2 separate regions of the Homo sapiens genome follow, and region 2 is linked to region 1. The links are chromatin loops, found by intact Hi-C in ENCODE. Cell type or tissue: ovary. All regions are shown on one strand. Links, peaks and the distances in the headings refer to the core of each region. The heading gives the core; the rest is flanking DNA. Region 1 overlaps GREB1 (growth regulating estrogen receptor binding 1). Region 2 overlaps SLC66A3 (solute carrier family 66 member 3).

The links. Hi-C counts contacts between places; a loop is a spot of excess contacts. Peaks named below come from ENCODE experiments on the same cell type or tissue, not always from the same donor. Only the 100,000 strongest peaks of a DNase experiment are listed, where the experiment ranks them.
Region 2: it touches region 1 in a loop (2.7-fold over the local background); 3 of 110 quality-filtered maps call a loop at or near these places.

The regions. Positions count from the first base shown.
Region 1 is chr2:11,590,080-11,602,447 of GRCh38, reverse strand. GREB1 (growth regulating estrogen receptor binding 1) reads right to left here. Exons shown (of 33, transcript NM_014668.4): 11 at 9,322-9,672; 12 at 7,069-7,197; 13 at 6,209-6,337; 14 at 4,470-4,667; 15 at 3,588-3,768; 16 at 1,453-1,648; 17 at 1-42. Among named protein-coding and RNA genes, the nearest start is that of MIR4429, 56 kb to the right of the region's middle. RefSeq lists a silencer at 3,634-3,838. In ovary, for the core only: no CTCF peak of the experiment used is centred there; no DNase peak of the experiment used is centred there.
Region 2 is chr2:11,162,576-11,174,943 of GRCh38, reverse strand. It overlaps SLC66A3 (solute carrier family 66 member 3), which reads right to left. Exons shown (of 7, transcript NM_152391.5): 4 at 10,683-10,740; 5 at 2,899-3,019. Among named protein-coding and RNA genes, the nearest start is that of SLC66A3, 13 kb to the right of the region's middle. In ovary, for the core only: no CTCF peak of the experiment used is centred there; a DNase peak (open chromatin) is centred at 6,263; H3K4me3 peaks cover 306 bases.

The sequences.
Region 1 (12,368 bases), core at 6,247-8,746:
CAGCCCGAAGTACTTCTTATTTTCATGATATAAGTCCACTCCCTAAAACAAAGAAGAGCGTCGGTCACTCCAACACTGCATTCGCAGGGACGGTCAGAGGTTCGTGTGCCAGGCCTGCGGATGACCTGGGTTGGCAACTTCATCCAAATCGTGCCCACTGTGCAGTGGCTTGGATGGCATTTTATAAACTTCTTCCATCTGCAGAAGCAGAGCAAAGTACCTCCCATACTTTAAAAATGGTGTGTCCCCATTGCTCAGGAGTTTTCCATTCATTTGGTCCCAATGTTTTTACCAAGAAGAAAATCAGCCTTATCTTATTTTAACATATACATTTCTTTGTTAAATTTGCTTCTTTCTACAATCTTAAGCTGGTTTTAGGAATGGGCAAATCAATTATTTTGCATTCAGTTGCTACTAAAAATCAATAGACAAAGAAAACATTTACCTAGCCAATTTTACTCACACAGACATAAAATTCCAAAGTTGGGGGAGTTTGTTGAAAATATTAAGGCATGAAAACTCTACTCCTAAATAGCACAGTGGTTAAGGGCCGAGCCATGGAGCCAGTGGCCTGGGTCATATCCTAGCTCCACGACTTTCTAGCTGCCTGGCCTGAGCCAAGTGGCCCAACTCTTGTTGGCCACTTTGTCTCATGTTCCCCATTTGTAGATGAGAACTCATCCTAGCACCTGCCTCTTGCATGAGCTCACAGCACGAAGCACTTTGGGCAGGGCTTCCCTGGCCTATGGGAAGTGCCTTATGAACAATGGCTATCCCCACCATGGATTCTCAGTCCACAGGACGGAAGCCAGGTATTTTTTAAAGTTTCTCAGAGGATTGCGAGGCACTCCAAAAAAGTCTCATCTCTTACGTTTACTTATTCTTGTGTAACTAACTACAAACCACCCAGAATTCTCAAATTACCAGGATTGTTTTAGTCTTCTATTTTGATGAGAAAATGTCAGGTGATAAGCTAAAAACTCATCAAGTTTTGAGGATATGTGTTCAGTTTGAGGAAGGAGATTCTGAATCTCACTACTTAAGGATGCAGGGATAGGGAAAACAGGAACCTTCCTAGGGCTTCTGGAGACATTAAGCGTTGCTCTGTATGGAGCCCAAAGCCCCCAGCGCCTAAGGGCTCTACCTTCAATATCTCCATTCAATGCCATAGAACAAACATTCCACATGCTGCTCAGAAAGCGGCAGTCACCAGAGAAAATGTCCCACAAACTGCATTACATCTTCCGAGATGAGGAAGCCAACTGGCGTACTGCAGGAAGGTTACCAAAAAGACCAAGAAGGGTTTACAACCTAACTCTGGGTTGAACCAAAGATCCAAGGAGCTGGAACCCATTATCCTCAACCACACTGGTCAAGGCTGTTACTAAATGTAATTTCTGCAAACCCAAGTGATATTGCTACACAAGGGCCCAGCAGCCCCGTGGCACTCACATTACTGCAGGAGGCAGGCCAGTGGATCTCGTTGTAGGGGCTGATGAGGGTGTGCTGTGTCTGCAGTGCATACGGGAAGGAGGTCACGTGAAGTGTCACAATGTTGGGGGCCTCCTTCACCTCCCTGCAGTTGAGCAATCGGTCCACCAATCCCACCGACGGGTCACTTTGAGAATAGAGGTTATGAACAGTGCTACTGAGGGAGGAGAAGACACAATCAGTGGAATTACTATATTGTTTTCTAATTTTGCAAGGTGAAGCAGTTGAATAAATTTATAACTAACCCCTGACTTTACCAACGACTAAAGATTATGGCTCTGCCCCTGACTAAGAATAGAGAAAATAAAAAAGGCTGGACTTCAGGTAGCTGTCAGGGGCTCTCCTGAGATTCGTTACTTAGGAAAAATGTGTCTGGCGTGGGACGGTAGTCAGAGAGGATTTCTTACAAGACACACACTCCTTCTATCCCAATCGGACAGTGATATGACCCTGGGGATGTTCCATGAATCATTTGTTCCTCTTTGGCCCCATCTGATTGTGTACTTATCTCCTTACACAGTCCTTCTGACCTTGAAATGATCCAGAAAAGATGTAAAAGAGTAAATTCTATAGTCAGTTTAAAAGGCAGCAGGAAAGGATTGGGAAGCATTTTGGACAAGGGGTCTAGGAGACAGGCCCAGCTCTGCACTTTTCCGTGGGACAAAGGCCTTTGCATTCTCTCCTGTAAGTTTAGGGGATTAAAAAAAAAAATCAGTGCTTAACCCTTTGGATGGCAGGAGGCCACTCTGAGAAACCTATTCCCAAAATGAATATTCACAATACAGCTCTTTCTATAATTTCGGAATGTTCCGATTTCCCCCAAGCCCACACATGGATTCTGGATTGTAAACCCTTTACGAGGTCCTTCATGTCCTGACCAGCCTAACTAGCTATCTGTGGATCTGCGACAATCAAAGGCTTTCTCCACGACCTGGCCCAGGAGCCCCCTCCTTCCTCATCTACATCAGTGGAAATGTCTGAAGGTACAACCCCTAGGCCAGTCTCACGGAGATGACCAATCCCGGTAAACCACCAGAAATCCTGCCAGGCGCTTGGCTTGGCCCATCTGAAATTCATCTGGGTTTATGTTCATTTTAACTGAGTGAGTCAAATCACCCCTTAAGAAGGGCAGGCATCAGCCGGGTGCGGTGGCTCACGCCTGTAATCCCAGCACTTTGGGAGGCCGAGGCGGGCGGATCACGAGGTCAGGAGATCGAGACCATCCTGGCTAACACGGTGAAACCCTGTCTCTACTAAAAATACAAAAAATTAGCCAGGTGTGGTGGCAGGCGCCTGTAGTCCCAGCTACTCAGGAGGCTGAGGCAGGAGAATGGTGTGAACCCGGGAGGCAGAGTTTGCAGTGAGCGGAGATCGTGCCACTGCACTCCAAGCCTGGGCGACAGAGAGAGACTCTGTCTCAAAAAAAAAAAAAAAAAATACAAAAACGAAATTAGCTGGGCGTGGAGACAGGTGCCTGTAGTCCCAGCTATTCAGGAGGGTGAAGTGGGAGAATGGCATGAACCCAGGAGGCTGAGCCTGCAGTGAGCCGAGATCGCACCACTGCACTCCAGCCTGGGCGACAGAGTGAGACTCCGTCTCAAAAAAAGGAAAAAAAAAAAAAAAAGAAGGGCAGGCATCAGTGGTGACCCACGGTACCAGAGCCCCCACGGAGCCTCTTTCAGGGAAGGGCTAAGCTGAGCTACTCCTGCTAGGACCCTCCGCACCCCACACCAGCATGGCTCCTTGTTGCTGAGTGGACTATGAAAGAAACACATCAGGCATCAGGCTGTGATTCGGGGTCTCAGCTCTGCCACTAACACCCTCCCACTCCACCCCACCCTGTGACTCTGGGAGACACGCTTCCCTTCTCCAGCCCTTAAATTCCACCATGGTAAATTTCAGAGGTCACACTGGATAATCCCTGAGATAACTTCCAGCTCAAGATTGTGGGAAACCTCCATGGCATCTGCTTAGAAACACCAAGCCCAAACATCATCCATCTTTTCAGGATTTGTACCCTCAGCCCCCGGGAACATCCACATACATCACTTCAAAGAAGGAAAATGTCAACTTGTCATATATCAAGTCAATCTAACCTCACAAGATCCCAGTGCGCATGGTCATGGATTAGGACAAAAAGTGTATGCGGGTTCTGGAAGGAGTTTTGCAGAAAAGCCTTAAATTTTGTCTGTGCCTCCGTGTCTAGCTTCAGAACATACTGTTCCACCCTCTGCTTCGTCATGTGCTCTTTCTTCAGACCAAGCTCCAGCAAAACCCCTGCAACACAAAGAACATACATCAGTAACTGCAAACATGCGCACTGGGTTTCATTCACTCAACAGACACCTGAGGAGCGACTCCTACACAGCAGGTCCTGAGCTAGACTCAGAGATGCAAGAGCAGGGAAAGGAAGGGAAAAAACTCCCACACAGGTTACAGCTGCATAACTGTCCTGCACAGGAGCTGGGGCGCAGGCAAGCCTTGGCTGTGTGTACAGCAGCCCTCCCGAGGGGCACCAGCTTCATGAAGCAGCTGATCCCAAGCATGGTAAGACAGAGGGAACCGAAAGGTCCTGCCAGCAGCAAAATCCCTCTCTCAGTCTGAATGCCACAGGGCGATACATGACACCACTAAAGAGTGAGTCCTTTCAGTGAAGACACCGGACATCTGTGTACTCTGTGGTTAAATATGATATCCTTGAAAGTACAAGGATATCAGTGACGCTAGATAGCAACATGTGGTTAGGTCACTAGCCTGAGTGGGACATGGTGAAAGTTCAAGTTTTGGCTCTACCTTCAACAGATCCTAAAATCTTGGGCAAGTCACTGTCTCTGAACATCAGTTTCACAATCTATAAAACAAGAGCAGCAATACTTGCCCTATTCACTCTATAGCAAAGAACAGTGTCAACACCCACACATGGATTTCGGCAGATCAAAGCTTCTCCACACGTGACTTCTCCCCAAAATGCCCCATACCTGAATGCCACACATGGAGCAGAGTCTGCTGGTAGGTCACTTCTGAGGGGGGAATGCAAATGAGAAAGTCCACCTTCTCAAAGGATCCCAGGTCCAGATTTTGGGTGCTGGAATCCGCAATGGAACACACATGGGAGAGGAGCTTCTGCGCTACTGCCAGCTGGAAGGGCCGGATGCTGTGTGGCTCCAGATTGTAACCTGGAACCAGAGCCCCAGGATGCCAGGTGAGCTCCAGGGCACACGGCTACTGCCAGGCCCTTGGCCAGAGAATCAGTGAGACCTGTCCAGGGGAGACGGCCCCATTCACAAAGCGATGAGGGAAAGGGGAATAACTCACGTTTATCAAGTCCCTGCTCTCAGCTAAGCAGTGGCGGGTGTGGGGGTAGCAATCATTTTATGCACCATCTTTCACTTAATAATAAAAATAAGAACCAAGCACTTGGGGAGCACAGTGGAGGCAGTGGTCTCTTCTGCTTAGAGGGGACAAGGAGCCTATCCCAGGGGAGGTGATGCTGAGACTGGACTCTGGAAGAGGACTGCAAACTCTCCAGAAAAGAAAACTAACACGACAGTCATTTAGGAACTCTGTATGAATAAAAAACATCAGCAACAGACTCAGAGGCAGGAAATTGGCATAGAAAAATCTATCACCTCAGAGACAGTGATGGATGTGCAATTCAAGATTAAATGAGATTGTCATAATTAAAGACTGAATTTTAAATTAGGTATCAGGTCTACTGTGACACTAAAAGATGTCCTGTCTTGTGGATGTGCCTCTGACATTGCTACCTCCAATCTGAGTCCTTGGATGCTGCCTCCCAGGCCAGACCGAGGCCCTCGCCAGTGCCCTCTCATCGCCCACCGAGCACACATGAGCCCTCTGTCCCCTCAGCACCCACTTAGCACACCTGTGCCCACTGCCCTCTCTCACGGTGCACACCTGTGCCCATTGGCGCCTCTCACTGCACACAGCTATGCCCACTGCCCCATGTCACTGAGCATATCTGTGCCCCTGCCCACTCTCACGGTGCACACCTGCGCCCCCGCCCCCTCTCACTGTACACACTGGTGCCCCCACCACTCTCACTGTACACACCGGTGCCCCCACCCCTCTCACTGTACACACCAGTGACCCTGCCCCCTTTCACTGTACACACCTGCAATCCTGCCCCCTGTCACTTTACACACCAGTGCCCCACCCCCCTCACTGTGTACACCTGCGCCCCCACCCCCTCTCACTGTACAAACCAGTGCCCTACCCTCTCTCACTGTACACACCTGTGCCCCACCCCCTCACTGTACACACCTGTGCCCCCACCTACTCTCACTGTATACACCTGCAGCCCCGCCCCCTCTTACTGTACACACCAGTGCCCCACCCCCGTCACTGTACACACTGGTGCCCCCACCCCTTCTCACTGTGCACACCTGTGCCCCCACCCCCTCACTGTGCACACCTGTGCCCCCACCCCCTCACTGTGCACACCTGTGCCCCACCCCCTCACTGTGCATACCTGTGCCCCCACCCCCCTCACTGTGCACACCTGCGTCCCTGCCACCTCTCACTGTACACACCTGTGCCCCGTCCCCCCTCACTATACACATCTGTGCCCCTGCCCCCTCACTGTGCACACTTGCGCCATGGCCCCTCTCACTGTGCACACCTGCGCCCACTGACCCTGCCCCTCATCACTACTTTGTACCCTCTCCACCCTGGGAGATTCCTTTTCACCACTCACTTGTGCACACCGGTGTCCCACTGACATCCAGGGATGCTGCTTTAGTGACAGAAGAGGCAGCGAGTGAGGAAGAAATATGGCCTTGATTTTCCTGGTGAAATTTGTCCAGCAAAATGTCAATGTCACCCTCTGCCCAAGACAGAATAAACAAATGGGTTTTTGATGTCAGTGAAATTCAGCAAACATCTACAGCGCAGTTAGTGTCAGGTACTGTCCCGAGGCCTGGAGTCATGAAGGTAAAGAGGAGGACATGGCCCGTCCTGTCAAGGGGTCTCAGCCTAGTCAGGATGAAGACACACTGCCAGAGTGAGCTCCCCCCACACAGACATAGCAGGTGCTAGGGCAGAAGGAAGAACAACATGGTAAAGGATGAAGGGGAAGGTCCCAAGCCCATCTGGAAAACGAAGGGTCTGAGAAGCTTTCTAGGGGGACATGAGATGAGTCTTGAGGGGTGGGTAGCTAGGCCAACAAGGGAGAAGGATGCTCACAGCCCAGAGCACGAGGGATGCGGAACTCTCCAGCAAAAAGGGGAGACAGGGAAGAGAGGCCACCAAGGCTGGAAAGGTGGAGAGGAACAGGCACAAGGGCCTTGTGTACCCCATGAAGAAGAACCCACAAGGTGCCCTCCACCTCTCAGGAGAACTCTACAGCTCAAGCAGGAAGAGATGGCCAGCCAGAACCCGCAGCTGTCACTCAAGAAAAGAAAGGGACAGAAGTGCAAGTGCACAGAATGAGGGGCACTCTGCAGTGGAGGCCAGCCTTAGCAGGTCACAGGCAGGGTGAGGCAGAGATGACCTCCCCCGGCACTGATTACTGTCCTATTAACATACGCATGTGCACCTGTCTCACGACAAGCCTACCTGGACAGAGGGTGCTAAAGAAGGCCCCCAGCGAGTCTACCTTCCCCGTAACCAGCTCGTAATTGACTTCCTTCTGGTACTCCGCAGGAGTGAGAAGGCTCTCGGAAAGAATCCGGGCTTGGTATTTTCCTGGAAAGCAAACAGATTTCACAGTACCCATTGTATCTTCCCTGCTTACGGGCTGTGTAGCCCTAGACTAGTCCCTTAACCCTTCTAGACTTGACATTTCCCATCTGGAATCTGTGGCTAACAGCTGGATCTACCTCCCAGGCCTGCTGTCAGGTGACACAAGACAATGGTGCCTGACACATGGCAGAGGCTCAGGGTCTACTACTGCAAGTCCCACTCACATCAAGGTAAATAATTTATTTAAAAAAAAAAAAAAAGGCCAGGCACAGTGGCTCACACCTGCCATCCCAGCACTTTGGGAGGCCGAGGCAGGCAGATCACAAGGTCAGGAGATCGAGACCATCCTGGCTAACACGGTGAAACCCCGTCTCTACTAAAAATACAAAAAAATTAGCCGGGTGTGGTGGCGGGTGCCTTGTAGTCCCAGCCACTCAGGAGGCTGAGGCAGGAGAATGGTGTGAACCCAGGAGGCGGAGCTTGCAGTGAGCCTACAAAGTGTCACTACACTCCAGCCTGGGCGACAGAGCGAGACTCTGTCTCAAAAACAAACAAACAACAACAAAAAACACAGAATGGGTTTAAGATTAAAGAACGCTGGTCGGGCACGGTGGCTCTTGCCTGTAATCTCAGCACTGTGGGAGGCTGAGGTAGGTGGATCATCTGAGGTCAGGAGTTTGAGACCAGCCTGGCCAACATGGTGAAACCCCATCTCTACTAAAAATACAAAAATTACCTGGGCATGGTGGTGCACGCCTGTAGTCCCAGCTACTCAGGAGTCTGAGGCAAAAGAATTGCTTGAACTTGGGAGACGGAGGTTGCAGTGAGCTGAGACTGCACCACTGCATTCCAGCCTGGGCAACAGAGCAAGACTCCATCTCAAAAAAAAAAGAAAAAAAATGCTAAAAGACAATTCAGACACTATACTTAAAAAGTACATTAAATGCCAGGCACAGTGGCTCATGCCTGTAATCCCAGCACTTTGGGAGACTGAGGCGGGTGGACTGCTTGAGCCCAAGAGTTTGAGACCAGCCTGGGCAACATTGCAAAACCCTGTCTCTACCAAAGTACAAAACTGAGCTGGGTGTGGTGGTGCACACCTGTAGTAGTTCCAGCTACTCCGGATGGAGGCTGAGGCAACAGAATCACTTGAGCCCGGGAGCTCGATACTGCAATGAGCCAAGATCTCGCCACTGCACTTCAGCCGAGGTGACAAAGCAAGACCCTGTCTCAAAAAAAAAGTGCATTAAATTCTGCACTTTTAAAGTAAATTTTACAAGGTACAAAAAATTCTGGCTGAAAATGCACAACACTTGTGAAGATTTAAGCAGGCCAGGAAAGCTCACGTGTTTGGTGTCTGCCTCCCCCACCTAAAAGAACACTCCAGGCAAGTAGAGACTGCTCTGCTCCCTGTGGGCCCCCAGCCTCTAGAACAGTGGCTGTACATGTGGGGCCTCAATGGGTGTTTTTAAAATTAAATCAATTGGCCGGGCACGGTGGCTCACTCCTGTAATCCCAGCACTTTGGGAGGCCTAGGCAGGTGGATCACTTGAGCTCAGGAGTTTGAGACCAGCCTGGGTGACATGGTGAAACCCCATCTCTATCAAAAAATACAAATTAGCTGGGCGTGTCCCAGCTACTTGGGAGGCTGAGGTGGGAGAATCTCTTGAACCTAGGAGGTAGAGGTTATAATGAGCCAAGATCAGGCCACTGCACTCCAGCCTGGGCAACAGAGTGAGACCTTGTCTCAAAAAATTAATTGGCTCCTGAACACAGACAACACAACAAGGGCATTGTTTCTTATCTCCAATAGATCAGTGAAGAAACAGGGCCATCCTGGTGTGAGTGACCACCCACGTGGTGGAGCCAGGTTTTCAACAGGGTCTTTCCACATTCCCAAGCTGACCCCAGGGCTAACCTCACCAGCCACTCAGAGCAGGGATGAGATTGTAACTAAGTCACTAGTCAAGGCTGCCTTCTGAAGCCAGCTACTGAGCACAAACCGCAGGTGCTAACTGCTGCTGCAAACCCGGGCCACCCTAGACAGAAAGGGAGAGAACCACCAAAGGAGGGGACCGGGAACACCGTTCAGGGGGCTTTCCCGCAGCCGCGCGGCCCAGAGCTCACCGGTGACGGCGATGCAGGAGTCGATGGCCGCGCTGCGGCAGGCGCAGATGATGACCACGTAGTTGGTCTTGGCAAGCTTGCCCTCGACCAACAGCCGGAACATCTCGGAGAGGCCCTCGGCCAGGGAGTAAGCACACTCGATGACGTGCACGCTGTCGTTGCAGGAGCTGGCGGCCAGGCTGGCCAGCCAGGGCAGCTGCGCGGAGGTCACGGGTGCCGCGGCGCTGGGCGCGGGCGGGAAGGGCTGCGGCGGCGCCTGCTGGTACTGCCGGATCTCGGTCAGGTGCGACTCGCGCCAAGAGCGCAGGAAGATCTGCTCCAGGTCCTCCATCAAGGGCACCTGGTCCGCGGCTGCAACACAATGCGGGCGGAGGGCCTGCCACAAATGCCAGCGGCATCCGGGGACGCACGGGTGCAGTGATGTGAAAGTACCCACCTAAGTTATTACTGTGAAATCGTATCACAGATGGCTGGAGCACGAGGGGAGGGCATAAAATCCGCCACAATCTCACCACCGTCCTAACAGAGCCACGCTATTTACGTGTATTTCTCAGTCTTTTTTTCCATATGAAAGTTTTTTTTTAATTATAAGATGATTTGTACATTTATCTTTATTTTTAAGATTAAGCATCCTCTTTGACAATCCAGAAACATAGTCCTTGCTCACTCTTTGGCCACACACACCTAAAACAGTTAAACGTGATTCCTCAATTTTCAATGACAAAGTAGGAAAAAAGAATATGTCCTCAAGCTGCAGTTCAATTTTTCTGTCCTCTTTTTAAAAAAAAAAAAAAAAATCTTACTTTGCTACCAAGCCACTCACCAATTATAAGTTGGAAAGACAATTTTTCAAAAAGCCAACAAAACCCAGAAAAAGGAATAAGTATCAATCCAGAATTATCACCCAAAACACTGCTGTTGTTAAAAAAAAAAAAAAAAGAAAAAAAAAAGTAGGAAGCCAAATTCCCATAGCTTGTTAGAGAAGGTCTTTAAACAGAATTCAGAAAGTTAGGACTGGAACTACGGTGGTATAGACAGGTTACACTGTCCCTATGTGCATATACAGTGGTAAATGTGTAGAACATTCAGCCTGGGAATATAGGCTTTCTCCTACTCCAGGACAGGGAATAAAAACATGTATTGCTGGAATTAGTATTAAAACTGTCCTTACAAATAGCTGCAATGATTGTCAGTATAAACTTTGGGTCTTGCATTCTTTCCTTAACCATGACCCTATCATCAGTTTCAGTGCCATTTTCAGCCAACATAAAGAGTGCTGTTAGTGTGTCCATAATGTCCCATCATACGTGAGCACCACCGTTTACTTAGCAAGGTCTCTATTGTGGATTCTCTTATTTCTTCCAAATATTCACCTTTATAAATCCCTCTGCAATGCACATCTTGACATATAGAACGTTACTTCCTTCGCCTAAATTCTCAAAGGTGGATTTACAGAACCAGCTACTACATATCATCAGATTGCTTCCCAAGAGCCTGAATGCGTCAGTTTACCACGCGAACGGTGCATCGGACAAGCGCTGGTTTTACCGCACCTAAGCACCACTGGGTACCATCATTTGGGTTATTAATTCAGAAAAAGATGACTTGATTTGTGATTTGCATGTCTTTGATGATGAGTGAGACTGAATACTTTTCAATATTTGTTTCCTTCTGGTATTTTCTCTTTTATGAATTGTCTGGTTTATACGTCCGGATTTCGTATTTGATGTGCTGGAAGAAAGTGCGTCAGGCTTCCATTTAGAAGGTGGGTTCCAGCCCAGCTCTACCCAGCACCAGCTGTGCGGCCCTGAGCTATCTCCCATGGTTTCCTGATGCATAACACGGGGTTCATGACACCTGCTCTGTGGGCCGTGCCAGAATTTGATTAAATTAGCTTATATCTCCCTCTTTGATTGGATGCATTTAATCAGAATTCACTACTTGAATTAGCTAATCAAATTAGAATTTAATTAGATTAGCCGTTATCTCTCTCATCTTTAAAAACTTTCCTTTGAGTCCACATCTCCTTCCAGAACTAACCCCTACCCAGAGCTGTCTGCACGGGCCATACTGTCTCTTCACCTCCAATCTCTCTAACCCACTCCAATATGACTTTTATCTCCAATCTTCACATACATCATCATCAAGGTTGCCAGCCGCTTCCCATGGCCAAACCCAATGGTCAGGGTCCAGTCTTCCCTCCACTCAACTCCCGGCCACACTGGCACAGTTGATCAGCCCCTCTCCTTGGGATCAGCCCCTCTCCTTGGGAATGCTTTTTTTCACTGCTTCTTATCAACATTCACCCATTCCTCAACTATTCCCTCAATATAGGTTGGCAGACTGTTGACTTCAGCTTCAGATGCTATGGGACATCGGGAAAAGGACTCACTCACCATGCCTGGCCTCATGGAGCTTACACCCTAGCTGGGGGAGACACACTTAAAGGGAACAATCACAGACCCTAATTCCTGGTGCCTAAAGATAAAGGGCATAGGATAGGGGCCCGGAGGGTGGGAGCTGTCTTACACACAGTAACAAGAAGGTCTTGCTGAGGAGATGATGAGTGACCCAAAACCTGAAGGACATAAGGGAGCAAGCCACACAAATGTCTTTGGCAAGAGCATGCCACAGGGAAGGAACAGCAAGTGTGGGATGCCCAGGTGGGACCAAGATTGCTGAGGGGGACAGTGGGCTGGGACAGAGCAAGCAGGTGGGACCAGGAGGCAGGCTGGGCCCCCGGGAAGGGGTGGAGTGAGCGACTGATGGGAAGCCGCGGCAGGGCTCTGAGCAGGGAAGAGATGCAATCGGAGTCCAAGTTCTCAGGGATGTGGGGAACAGGGCAAGAATGGTGCCCCGGTGAGGCGGCAGCCACAGAGAGGGTGAGCGAGGCTGGATTCAGGATGAAGCCGTGCTTACTGATGGACAGGTGGGGACTATGAGAAAGAGCGACAATGCTGGGTTTCCCAGATTCTCCACTGTCCTTTCCTTCCTTCCCACCCATTCCATCTCAGTCGCCTCCTCTGGATCTCTGAAGATTGGAGGTC
Region 2 (12,368 bases), core at 5,266-7,765, 430 kb after region 1:
AAGTAACTTGCCTCTCGGACATTTTGGGGCTTAGCTAATAATGTCTTTCCCTTTTAATATCCCAATATATATTAACCATTATTTTTAAATTATTTTTATTCTTTTTTTAACAACATATATTAACTATTCTTGACAGAGTTTGGTAGTACAGAAAACCAAATAGTGCTGTATTTCATAATTACATAAAAACTAGCCATGCCGGATCACCTGAGGTCAGGAGTTCGAGACCAGCCTGGCCAACATGGCAAAACCCTGTCTGTCTCTACTGAAAATACAAAAATTAGCCAGGTGTAGTGGCGGGCGCCTGTAATCCCAGCTACTCAGGAGGCTGCGGCAAGATAATCGCTTGAACCTGGGAGGCAAAGGTTGCAGTGAGCTGAGATTGCGCCAATTGACTCCAGCCTGGGTGACAGAGCCAGACTCCGTCTCAAAAACAAAACAAAACAAAACAAAAAACAGCCATGCATCCTACCCCAATGGCCCAATGGTTTTGAAACTGCTCATGAGGGAAGGTACCTAGAAGGTACTCGAGCGCTGCCTGCGGAAGGCCGGAGAGACTGAGCTCCCTTCCACTGTCTCTGTGCTAACCTGCAACCCCCAACCCTCCAAAAGCAACTCTCATTTACAAATTGAGCATCTGGGTAGTTTTATTTAAAGAAAGGCTCCCACTAATTAAAAACAATGTTTTGGCCAGGCACAGTGGCTCACGCCTGTAATCCCAGCATTTCGGGAGGCTGAGGCGGGTGGATCATGAGGTCAGAAGTTCGAGACCAGCCTGACCAACATGGTGAGACCCTGTCTCTATTAAAAATACAAAAATTAGCTGGGTGTGGTGGCGGGCACCTGTAATAATCCCAGCTACTTGGGAGGCTGAGGCAGGAGAATCGCTTGAAACCGGAAGGCTGAGGTTGCAGTGAGCCGAGATCATGCCACTACACTCCAGCCTAAGCGAAAGAGCGAAACTCTGTCTCAAAAAACAAACAATAAATGTTTTCGAATCACTGGTTTCTATCCTTGCATTTTATAGATAAACAGACTGAGGCCCAGAAAAGGGGAAGATTTTTCCAAGGGTCTAACTAGAACTATTTTGTTTAGTTTATTTGTGTGCCATAGCCCTTTACTTAGTAAACATTTAGGAAATTGGAGTAACAGTTTAAACCGACACACAAGAGCAGGGAGTGGCGTGACTTGGGAGTTAGAGAAGACCACTGCCTGCAGCTCAAGGCATGCCTTTCCTAGCCCAAAACCAGCCTGTCAAAACTCTCTGCTAACACATTCTGCATTTAGCACATATTGACATAGAAGTTTTTTGGTCTACCTTCCAACTAAACTGCAAGCCCCTGAAGGGCAGAGGCCAAATCCTATAAAATGTTTTGTTGACACATTTGATAAACCAAGACTTTACACACAGACACCACATAAATAGTTGTTGATTAAATCATCATTTAAATAAAAGAATTCAATCATATAAGTAGACAGAAGACTTCAGTTAGGAAGGCGGCCAACAAAGGACTCTCAGACAAACTTTTTAAAAGGCTGTTAATAACCACACATCTGACAAGGGTTAATGACCAGAATATGTAAGAAACTCAAATGACCCAATTAAAAAATGGGCAAACCATGTGAACAGACATTTCTCCAAAGAAAACATACAGGGCCAGGTGCAGTGGCTCACACCTGTAATCCCAATACTTTGGGAGGCTGAGGTGAGATGAACACTTGAGCCCAGTAGTTTGAGACCAGCCTTGGCAACATAGTGAGACCCCTCTCTACAAAAAATTGGCTGGGCGCGGTGGCTCATGCCTGTAATCCTAGCACTTTGGGAGGCCAAGGCGGGTGGATCACTTGAGGTCAGGAGTTCAAAACCAGCCTGGCCAACATGGTGAAAACTCGTCTCTACTAAAAATACAAAAATTAGCCAGGCATGGTGGCGTGTGCCTGTAATCCCAGCTACTCAGGAAGCTGAGGCAGGAGAATCGCTTGAACCTTGGAGGCAGAGGTTGCAGTGAGCCGAGATTGCACCACTGCACTCCAGCCTGGGTGACAGAGCGAGACTGTGTCTCAAAATAATAATAATAATAATTAAAAATTAGCCAGGTGTGGTGGTGTGTGCTCGTACTCCCAGCTACTTGGAAACCCGCAGTGAGTGAAGATCGTATCACTGCACTCCAGCCTGTGAGAGAGAGCGAGACCCTGTCAAAGGAAAAAAGAAAGAAAGTCTTGATTTTAAGACATAATTAAGACAAGTAACTTGTTGAATATAAAGACCAGCAACCATGGATGGAGACATTAGCCCTTTAAGATGCAGAAGAACCATGATGAAGTCTACTTAAAATATCTAAAACTAGTAAATCCAACTAATGTGATAGCTCTGAATTATAAAAATGTTTCTACCTACATATACCATATATGTATTTTAGGTAGTTTTTGTAAGAATCCAAATGAAGAGTGAAAATTCTAAAGTTGAGACCAAACAATGTGGCTGCCGAAAATCTCCATCACTACACATTTCATTCATTCTCAAAAGCCACTGTATGATTTTCATATTTTAAAACCTGTTATATTCAAATTCTTAAGATAAATTAGTACATTCAATATAATCAACCTCTTTATCCTTTCAAAGAAGACAGAGCTAATTAATATCAGGCCAGGTTTTTGGAGAAAAATAGGCTTTCACTTTTTTTTTTCTTGGCAACTTGGATTTTACAGAAAATGGAGAGCAGTTTGCATTAAATCATCTTTGTAAACATGGATACACTTAGGAGGTTCTAGCTGAGTAGCCATTTGTAAAGTAGTAAAGCGCCAGGGACCATGTTACTTCAACACCAACTTAACACCCTACTACGTAGACACTTGGTGCTACCAAAGGCCTCCCCACCATGTGAGTCCGGTTCTTACTTGCACAGGTATAGGAAGAGAGGCTCCAAGTCAGCGCACTCACAGTTCCTGAGTCTCTCGTCTTCCACAGACACTGGAGCTGTGCAAACTTACTGGCCGCGCTGATGAAAGTACATAGATTCTGTTTGCAGATAAAATGTGAGAAAGTCACGAGTCGATTTGTTAAAAAAGCAAAAGAGGCCAGGTGCGGTGGCTCACACCTGTAATTCCAGCACTTTGGGAGGCCGAGGCAGGCAGATCATGAGGTCAGGAGATCGAGACCATCCTGGCTAGCACGGTGAAACACCGTCTCTACTAAAAATACAAAAAATTAGCTGGGCGTGGTGGTGGGCGCCTGTAGTCCCAGCTACTCGGGAGGCTGAGGCAGGAGAATGGCATGAACCCGGGAGGTGGAGCTTGCAGTGAGTTGAGATCGTGCCACTGCACTCCAGCCTGGGTGACAGAGTGAGACTCCCATCTCAAAAAAAAAGCAAAAGAGCACGAGATACTCAAAGCATTTTTGAAGCCAAATTTTCAGGTCAAAATAATAATGGAATTGTACAAAGTTGAAACCTAAGTTTAGTGAAAAGTAATGCAATAGTGAGACATTTATTTATTTATTTATGACAGTCTCACTCTGTCACCCAGGCTGGAGTGTCAAAATAATAATGGATTTGTACAAAGTTGAAACCTAAGTTTGGTGAAAAAGAATGGAATAGTGAGACATTTATTTAGTTAGTTAGTTAGTTAAGACAGAGTCTCACTCTGTTGCCCAGACTGGAGTGCAGTGGCACAATCTTGGCTCACTGCAACCTCCACCTCCCAGGTTCAAGCAATTCTCCTGTCTCAGCCTCTCAAGTAGCTGGGAGTACAGGCACGTGCCACCACACCTGGCTAATGTTTGTATTTTTAGTAGAGACAGGGTTTCGCCACATTGGCCAGGCTGGTCTCAAATTCCTGACCTCAGGTGATCTGCCTGCCTCAGCCTCCCAAAATGTTGGGATTACAGGTGTGAGCCACCATGCCCAGACTAAGACATTTATTTATAACTCACAGATTCCACCGTGCAGTGGGTAACTAATGGCCAGAGCTAGTTTGAAGTTGGGAATGAGAAAGAATCAATGCTTGGCCACAGAGGTTCATCTATCTACACCTCCAATGAGAAGTAAGTACTGAGGAGCCAGGTGCGGTGGCTCAGGCCTGTAATCCCAGCACTTTGGGAGGCTGAGGCGGACGAATCACAAGGTCAGGAGTTTGAGACCAGCCTGGCCAACATGGTGAAACCCCGTCTCTACTAAAAATACAAAAAAATTAGCTGGGTGTAGTGGCGGGCGCCTGTAATCCCAGCTACTAGGAAGGCTGAGGCAGGAGAATCCCTTGAACTTGGGAGGCAGAAGTTGCAGTGAGCTGAGATCATATCACTGCACTCCAGCCCTGGCAACAGAGTGCAACTCCGTCTCAAAAAAAAAAAAAAGTACTGAGATACTGTGTTTTAGAGCTTGGGGAAATCTATGCTGTTCTGAACTGACAAACAAACTCCAGCAGCAAGCCGCGGCACCTCAGCCCTGAATTTCTGGCTATTCTGATAGTCTGTGTGGTGGTGCGCTCAGGCCTCTGCTATACAGTGAGGTAAGAGATCCTCACAAATAAGCCTGCTGCTCTGCACAGCATCCTCGACGCTGACCACCACCAGCCCTGCCAGCATCAGCCTCTTCAGCAGCTGAAACTCCAGTCTCTGGGTTGAGTGTAGACCGAAGGGAGACAAGGTGACACCTGGGAGACCAGTTAGGCTAGTGCAGTCACCTGGGTTTGTACGAGGGCAGTAGAAACAGACGAGGTGAGAAGTGTTCAGGTTCCGGATATATTTCAAAGGCAAAGCCAACAGGATTTGCTGAGGGAGTGGTAATGGGATGTGGCAAAAAGAGAAATCTGGCTGGGCACAGTGGCTGACGCCGTAATCCCACTACTTTGGGAGGCCGAGGCGGGCAGATCACGAGGTCAAGAGATCGAGACCGTCCTGGTCAACATGGTGAAACCCCATCTCTACTAAAAACACAAAAATTAGCTGGGTGTGGTGGCACGTGCCTGTAGTCCCAGCTACTCGGGAGGCTGAGGCAGGAGAATCACTTAAACCCAGGAGGTGGAGGTTGCAGTGAGCCAAGATCATGCTACTGCATTCCAGCCTGGTGACAGAGCAAGACTCTGTCTCAAAAAAAAAAAAAAAAAAAAGAGAGAAATCCAGGGTGATTCTAATCTCCGGTGTTTCTGGCCTTTGCAGTGGAAGAACAGAGTTCCCATTAACTGAGACACATTAAGATGAAGGTGGGAGAGGGGCAGGGTGGGAGATCAGAAACCCAGTTCTGGACACGCGAGGTTGGAGAGGCTCAGTCGTCAGGCAAGGGTAGCCAGTGGTTGGCTGTGCGGTGTGTGCTGGAGCCCTGGGAACACGGAAGTCAGGGAGCTGAGGAGGAACCAGCAAGGACACAGAAAGGATCAAGGGGAAGGGACACTGGGGAGCACGGCTTCCTGGAAGCCCGGTGGGCAGTGATTCAAGAAGGAGTCCTGATCGATGGTGTCAAAAGCTACCGAGATATGAATGAAGAAGAGGAATGAGAACTGGCCACAGGCTCTGGCGCGAATGAAAGCCGCTGGCCTTGACAAGAGCAGCTTGTTTACCTTCTGTCTCCCCTGGAGAAGGAAAGCTCATGGGGAACACTCGGTCTGTTTCCTGCTGGGTCCCCAGGACCTGTGACAGTGCTGGCACCTGGCCGGCACTCAACAAATCCTTGCTGAGGGAATAAATCCTTAATAATAATGCAGTCTGGCAAACGTGATGATAAAGGTGCATCCAGGATGACTTGGGAGGAGAGAAGGCGTCACTTGGACAAGGAAGAATTATGGAGAAGGGAGGCAGGGTGCAGTGGCTCAAGCCTGTAATCCCAGCACTTCGGGAGGCCAAGGCAGGAGGATCACTTGAGGCCAGGAGTTCGAGACCAGCCTGACCAACATGGTGAAACCCCATCTCTACAAAAAATATAAAAATTAGCCAGGCGTGGTGGCGTGTGCCTGTGGTCCCAGCTACTCAGGAGGCTCAGGCACAAGAATCATTTGAACCCAGAAGGCAGAGGTTGCAGTGAGCCGAGATCACACCACTGCACTCTAGCCTGAACAACAGGGTCAGACTCTGTCTCACAAGAAAAAAAAAAGGAATTATGGAGAAGGGAACCGCAGGGAGTGCTCTTGGGCAGAGGAGTTGACCAAGAACCTGTGGTCAGGCCTGTGGCAGGACTAAAGTCACCCTGAGAGCTGGGTGCAGATGCTCGGAGGATGGCTGGCCCCAGGCAGGGAGACCTGTGAGGAGAGGGGCTCTTGTGCAATCAGGAGACCTGGACAGAGCAGAGGAGGGAGGACTGCAGGGGAGGGCTCGCACCAGAGAACCAGCCAGAACACAGGCTCGGCGGGGTGGCGAGGAGTCGGTGCGGAATGGGAAGAGCTGGGGAAGCTGGCTTTGTTCACACACATCAGGGTCCCAGACCACATTACAACACACTCGTGTTAAACACAAGCTTGCCTGCTAGATATTCTACCAGATTCATCTTTCAGGAACAAAGCTATTTTTACAGTCCTGAAGTAGTGTTGGTTTGGGCCCCAACCAAGCCCTGGAATGTCTTATCACATTAATTCAATTGGAGACTATGAAGTTTTTCTGTAAAACAGTCTAATCCAGGAACAGGATTGGAAAGAAGGGATGCTTAGCTGTCACGGAGAGCTTTTTTTTTTTTTTCAGACAGAGTCTTGCTGTCACCCAGGCTGGAGTGCAGTGGCTCAATCTTGGCTCACTGCAACCTCTGCCTCCCGGGTTCACGCCATTCTCCTGCCTCACCCTCCTGAGTAGCTGGGACTACAGGTGCCCGCCACCACACCCGGCTAATTTTTTTTTATATATTTTTAGTAGAGACGAGGTTTCACCGTGTTAGCCAGGATGGTCTTGATCTCCTGACCTTGTGATCCGCCCGTCTCGGCCTCCCAGAGTGCTGGGATCACAGGCGTGAGCCACCGCACCCGGCCTTGCAGATCATTTTTAAGTACTTTAATCATTTTCTTGTGAATAAACTATGAGTATATGAATTATCAATTTAACCATGAAAGCACAGTTTAGGACCTCTGGGGGAACGATCTCGGGTACCTGCATTTGAAAGCCAAAAAAATGGAACATTCTACAATGGAGGTTTTCCACTGATTCAAGCAGCACCCGCTCCTCTCTAGGATTCTGGGGTTTTGCTACCATGTGTGAGCTCTGAAGGCCCTGCTCGTTCTCCTGCACTGGGGCTCCACGACCCTCAGATCTGGGCCACCTTGTGCCCCGGACCCTGGTACCTCAGAGCAGGTGCGTGAGGAACACTCATTGAGTCAGTGAAGGAGGGCTATGGGCAGACACAGCACGGAGCCTGGTGTTCAGCCCTTGCATGATAAAGGAAAGAATCAAAATTATATTCCATGAAATGTTATATCATCAATGTTATAGTTAGAATAGATGACTACTGCTAAGGGCACAGAACAAACACCTAAAAGCTGTTGTTGCCCTTGACCCCTGAACTTGATTCTTTTGTTTTGTTTTGTTTTTGAAATGGAGTCTTGCTCTGTTGCCCAGGCTGGAGTGCAATGGCTTGATCTTGGCTCACTGCAACCTCCGCCTCCCGGGTTCAAGCGATTCTCCTGCCTCAGCCTCCCGAGTAGCTGGGATTACAGGCATGCGCCACCACACCCAGATAATTTTTGTATTTTTAGTAGACGGGGTTTCGCCATTTTGACCAGGCTGGTCTCGAACTGCTGACCTCAGGTGATCTGCACGCCTCGGCCTCCCAAAGCTCTGGGATAACAGGCATGAGCCACCACATCCCTCCATTCTTGACAAGCCTGTATCTCAACACTGCTAGAAGGATGTTTCCTCAGGGGTGAAGGCTCACAGCTGCTGTATGGGGGCTAATAGAACTAGAACCACCCCAACTCATCAGTAGTAAGACCTACTGAGAACATAGAGATGGCTCATTTACAGGGTTGTGAGAGTTGGCAAACAAAAATACAGGACATCTAGTTAAATTTAAATTTCAGAACAACAACAAATAATGTTTTAGTACAAGTATGTCCCATGCAATATTTTGTTTGTTTTTTGAGATGCAGTCTCGCTCTGTCACCCAGGCTGGAGTGCAGTGGCGTGATCCTGGCTCACTGCAAGCTCCGCCTCCGGGGTTGAAGCGATTCTCCTGACTCAGTCTCCCAAGTAGCTGGGATTACAGGTGCCCGCCACCATGCATGGCTAATTTTTGTATTTTCTTTTAGTAGAGAACAGGGTTTCGCCTGTTGGCCAGGCTGGCCTCCAACTCCTGACCTCAGGTCATCTGCCTGCCTCGGCCTCCCAAGGTGCTGAGATTCCAGACGTGAGCCACCCCACCTCGACCCATGCAGTATTTTGGACATACACGTACTGAAAAAGTGTTCCTTGTTAATATGGCAACCCTACTTATTTGCTCTCCCAAGTCACAGGGTTGAAATGTAACAGAAATGTAACAGAGAATCTAGTCTACTTTCCAGACAAGATGTTGGGGGAAAGGGGAAAGAAATTCATGAGTCTGCGTGTGGCAGGCAGTGCCCTGTGACCACCAGTTAGTTCTCCTCCTTTTCTCGTTGGGTAGAAACGTTCACTTCTGTCACCTTGGAGAGGTCTGTGGTCAAACACATCCTGAACCACCCTCAGGAGCCCTTGGAAATTTTCGGCCCTGAGCCAAGTATGAAAAAAAGTCAGCCCCTCTCCAGGACAAGGCCAACATGCCATTATGAACCTAAGAAGAAGCTAGTTAACTGATGCTCAATTCTTCATTCTAAAACTGCTAGTGGCCAGCTGCCGTGGCTCACACCTGTAATCCCAGCACTTTGGGAGGCCGAGGCGTGTGGATCATCTGAGGTCAGGAGTTCGAGACCAGCCTGGCCAACACAGTGAAACCCTGTCTCTACTAAAAATACAAAAATTAGCTGGGGATCCCTCTCCCTCTCCCTCTCTTTCCACGGTCTCCCTCTGATGCCGAGCCGAAGCTGGACTGGACTGCCGCCATCTCGGCTCACTGCAACCTCCCTGCCTGATTCTCCTGCCTCAGCCTGCCGAGTGCCTGGGATTGCAGGCGTGCGCCGCCACGCCTGACTGGTTTTCGTATTTTTTTGGTGGAGACAGGGTTTCGCTGTGTTGGCCGGGCTGGTCTCCAGCCCCTAACCGCGAGTGATCTGCCAGCCTCGGCCTCCCGAGGTGCCGGGATTGCAGATGGAGTCTCGTTCACTCAGTGCTCAATGTTGCCCAGGCTGGAGTGCAGTGACGTGATCTCGGCTCGCTACAACCTGCACCTCCCAGCCGCCTGCCTTGGCCTCCCAAAGTGCCGAGATTGCAGCCTCTGCCCGGCCGACACCCCGTCTGGGAAGTGAGGAGCGTCTCTGCCTGGCCGCCCATCGTCTGGGATGTGAGGAGCCCCTCTGCCCGGCTGCCCAGTCTGGGAAGTGAGGAGCGTCTCTGCCCGGTCGCCCATCGTCTGAGATGTGGGGAGCGCCTCTGCCCCGTCGCCCCGTCTGGGATGTGAGGAGCCCCTCTGCCCGGCTGCCCAGTCTGGGAAGTGAGGAGCACCTCTTCCCGGCCACCATCCCGTCTAGGAAGTGAGGAGTGTCTCTGCCCGGTCGCCCATCGTCTGAGATGTGGGGAGCGCCTCTGCCCCGCCGCCCAGTCTGAGAAGTGAGGAGCCCCTCTGCCCGGCAGCCGCCCCTCTGAGAAGTGAGGAGCCCCTACGCCCGGCAGCCAGCCCGTCTGGGAAGTGAGGAGCGTCTCCGCCCGGCAGCCGCCCTGTCCAGGAGGGAGGTGGGGGGTCAGCCCCCGCCCGGCCAGCCGCCCCGTCCGGGAGGTGGGGGGTGCCTCTGCCCGGCCGCCCCTTCTGGGAAGTGAGGACCCCTCTGCCCGGCCGCCACCCCGTCTGGGAGGTGTACCCAACAGCTCATTGAGAACGGGCCATGATGACAATGGTGGTTTTGTCAAATAGAAAAGGGGGAAAGGGGAAAAGATAGAGAAATCAGATTGTTGCTGTGTCTGTGTAGAAAGAAGTAGACATGGGAGACTCCATTTTGTTCTGTACTAAGAAAAATTCTTCTGCCTTGGGATGCTGTTGATCTATAACCTTACCCCCAACCCAGTGCTCTCTGAAACATGTGCTGTGTCCACTCAGGGTTAAATGGATTAAGGGCGGTGCAAGATGTGCTTTGTTAAACAGATGCTTGAAGGCAGCAGGCTCGTTAAGAATCATCACCACTCCCTAATCTCAAGTACCCAGGGACACAAACACTGCGGAAGGCCGCAGGGTCCTCTGCCTAGGAAAACCAGAGACCTTTGTTCACTTGTTTATCTGCTGACCTTCCCTCCACTATTGTCCTGTGACCCTGCCAAATCCCCCTCTGCAAGAAACACCCAAGAATAACAATAAATACTAAAAAAAAAAGAAAACAAAAATGAATCAATTAAAAAAAAAAATTAGCTGGGTGTGGTGGCACATGCCTGTAATCCCAGCTACTCGAGAGGCTGAGACAGGAGAATCCCTTGAACCCAGGAGGTGGAGGTTGTGGTGAGCCGAGATTGCGCCATTGTACTCCAGCCTGGGCAACAAGAGTGAAACTCCATTTCAAAAAAAAAAAAATATATATATATATATATAAATATCTATCAAGTTCTCTCCAAGGTAGCTTATTCCTCCTACTTTCTTTTCAAGCATAATACTTACCATGGCCAGGTCTATGATCCACTTCTGCAGGGCAAGGATGAACCAAGAAGACACCAATCTTACCAAGTGCTAAGGGACACAGCAGTGGGTCACCCACATCCGCGCCACCCTCCCATCTCACATATACAAACCAAGACCACAGACAGCGGCACGCAGAAGCCAGGTGGGTGGGAGGGGAGGACATGCTACCAGAACCTGCCGGATTTGGAAGGGACGAAAAGGGTCGCAAGTGAACACCTGCTCAGAATTCAAAAGAACGAAAACAGGTTACAGAAGAGAAATACAAAGACACCCACGCTCATGGACTGCTCCCTAGGATTGGGAACATTCCTAGTGGTTTCACTGCCCACTGAATTCTAGACCATGCAGACTTCTCTGATTTATGGTCAAAAGCTAAGCACTTAAAGGAGAAGTCCAACATTATAAAGCAGGAATGTTCTGCAAAATTGCTGTGATGTGAATTTCTGTTTACTGACTTCCACCTTTCCCCACAAACTCCACTGTAAAAATGATACAGCTGGGGTGGGCAATGCTGGAAGTCAGGCATGTGCACCGAGCTCGGTGACGCCACGGGAATAGAGGCCAGCTAGGGAGCTGAACAAGCACCCAGGAGACAGCGGCCAGGGCTGGAAGGGGACAGCCAAGAGTCTCTGGAGTGCCCTTGGGCAAGTCACTTTCCATCTTTCCACCTTGATTTGCTTATCTGTAAAATGCCTACAAGCACGTAGCACCGACTCAAGAGACTGCTGTTATTATAATTTCAAACATTAATTAAATGAAGATATTGAAACAGACAATGCCCTGTGCTAAAAGTCAGTGGAACTAAATACTCACAGCCTGATCAACACCAGAAGGTAGCTCGAAGCTGGCTGGATAGAATCCTGTTTTTAAAACACTAACTCAATTTTTAAATCTAATTTTTGTGACTCCTCCCCCCACCAATTCTGTTCTATCCCACCTCATTCTGTGTATTCTGAATATACATTTTATAAAATTTGACCAATAGTAGGAGCTCCTGAGATCCTACAGATGATTTATTTGTAGGGTTGCCAGATTTCACAAATAAAAGTACAGGACACCCAGTTAAATTTTAATTTCAGGTCGAAAACAAGTAACTTTCCCCAAGTAGCTGGGATGACAGGTATGAGACACCACACATGGCTCATTTTTTCTCTTATATTTTTGGAGCGCTAGGGAATCCCACTATGTTGCCCAGGCTAGTCTCAAACTCCTGGCCTCAAATGATCCTCCCACTTCGACCACCCAACACACTGGGATTATAGGCATGAGCCGCTACACCTGGCCAATAATTATCAGTAGAAGTATATCCCAAGCAATATTTAAAAGTATTCATTAGGCCGGGCACGGTGGCTCACGCCTGTAATCCCAGCACTTTGGGAGGCTGAGGCAGGTGGATCACGAGGTCAGGAGATCGAAACCATCCTGGCTAACATGGTGAAACCCCGTCTCTGCTAAAAATACAAAAAATTAGCCGGGCATGGTGGTGGGCGCCTGTAGTCCCAGCTACTCGGGAGGCTGAGGCAGGAGAATGGCGTGAACCCGGGAGGCGGAGCTTGCAGTGCGCTGAGATGGCACCACTGCACTCCAGCCTGGGCGACAGAGTGTGACTCCGTCTCAAAAATAAAATAAAATAAAATAAAAATAAAAGTATTCATTAATATGGTA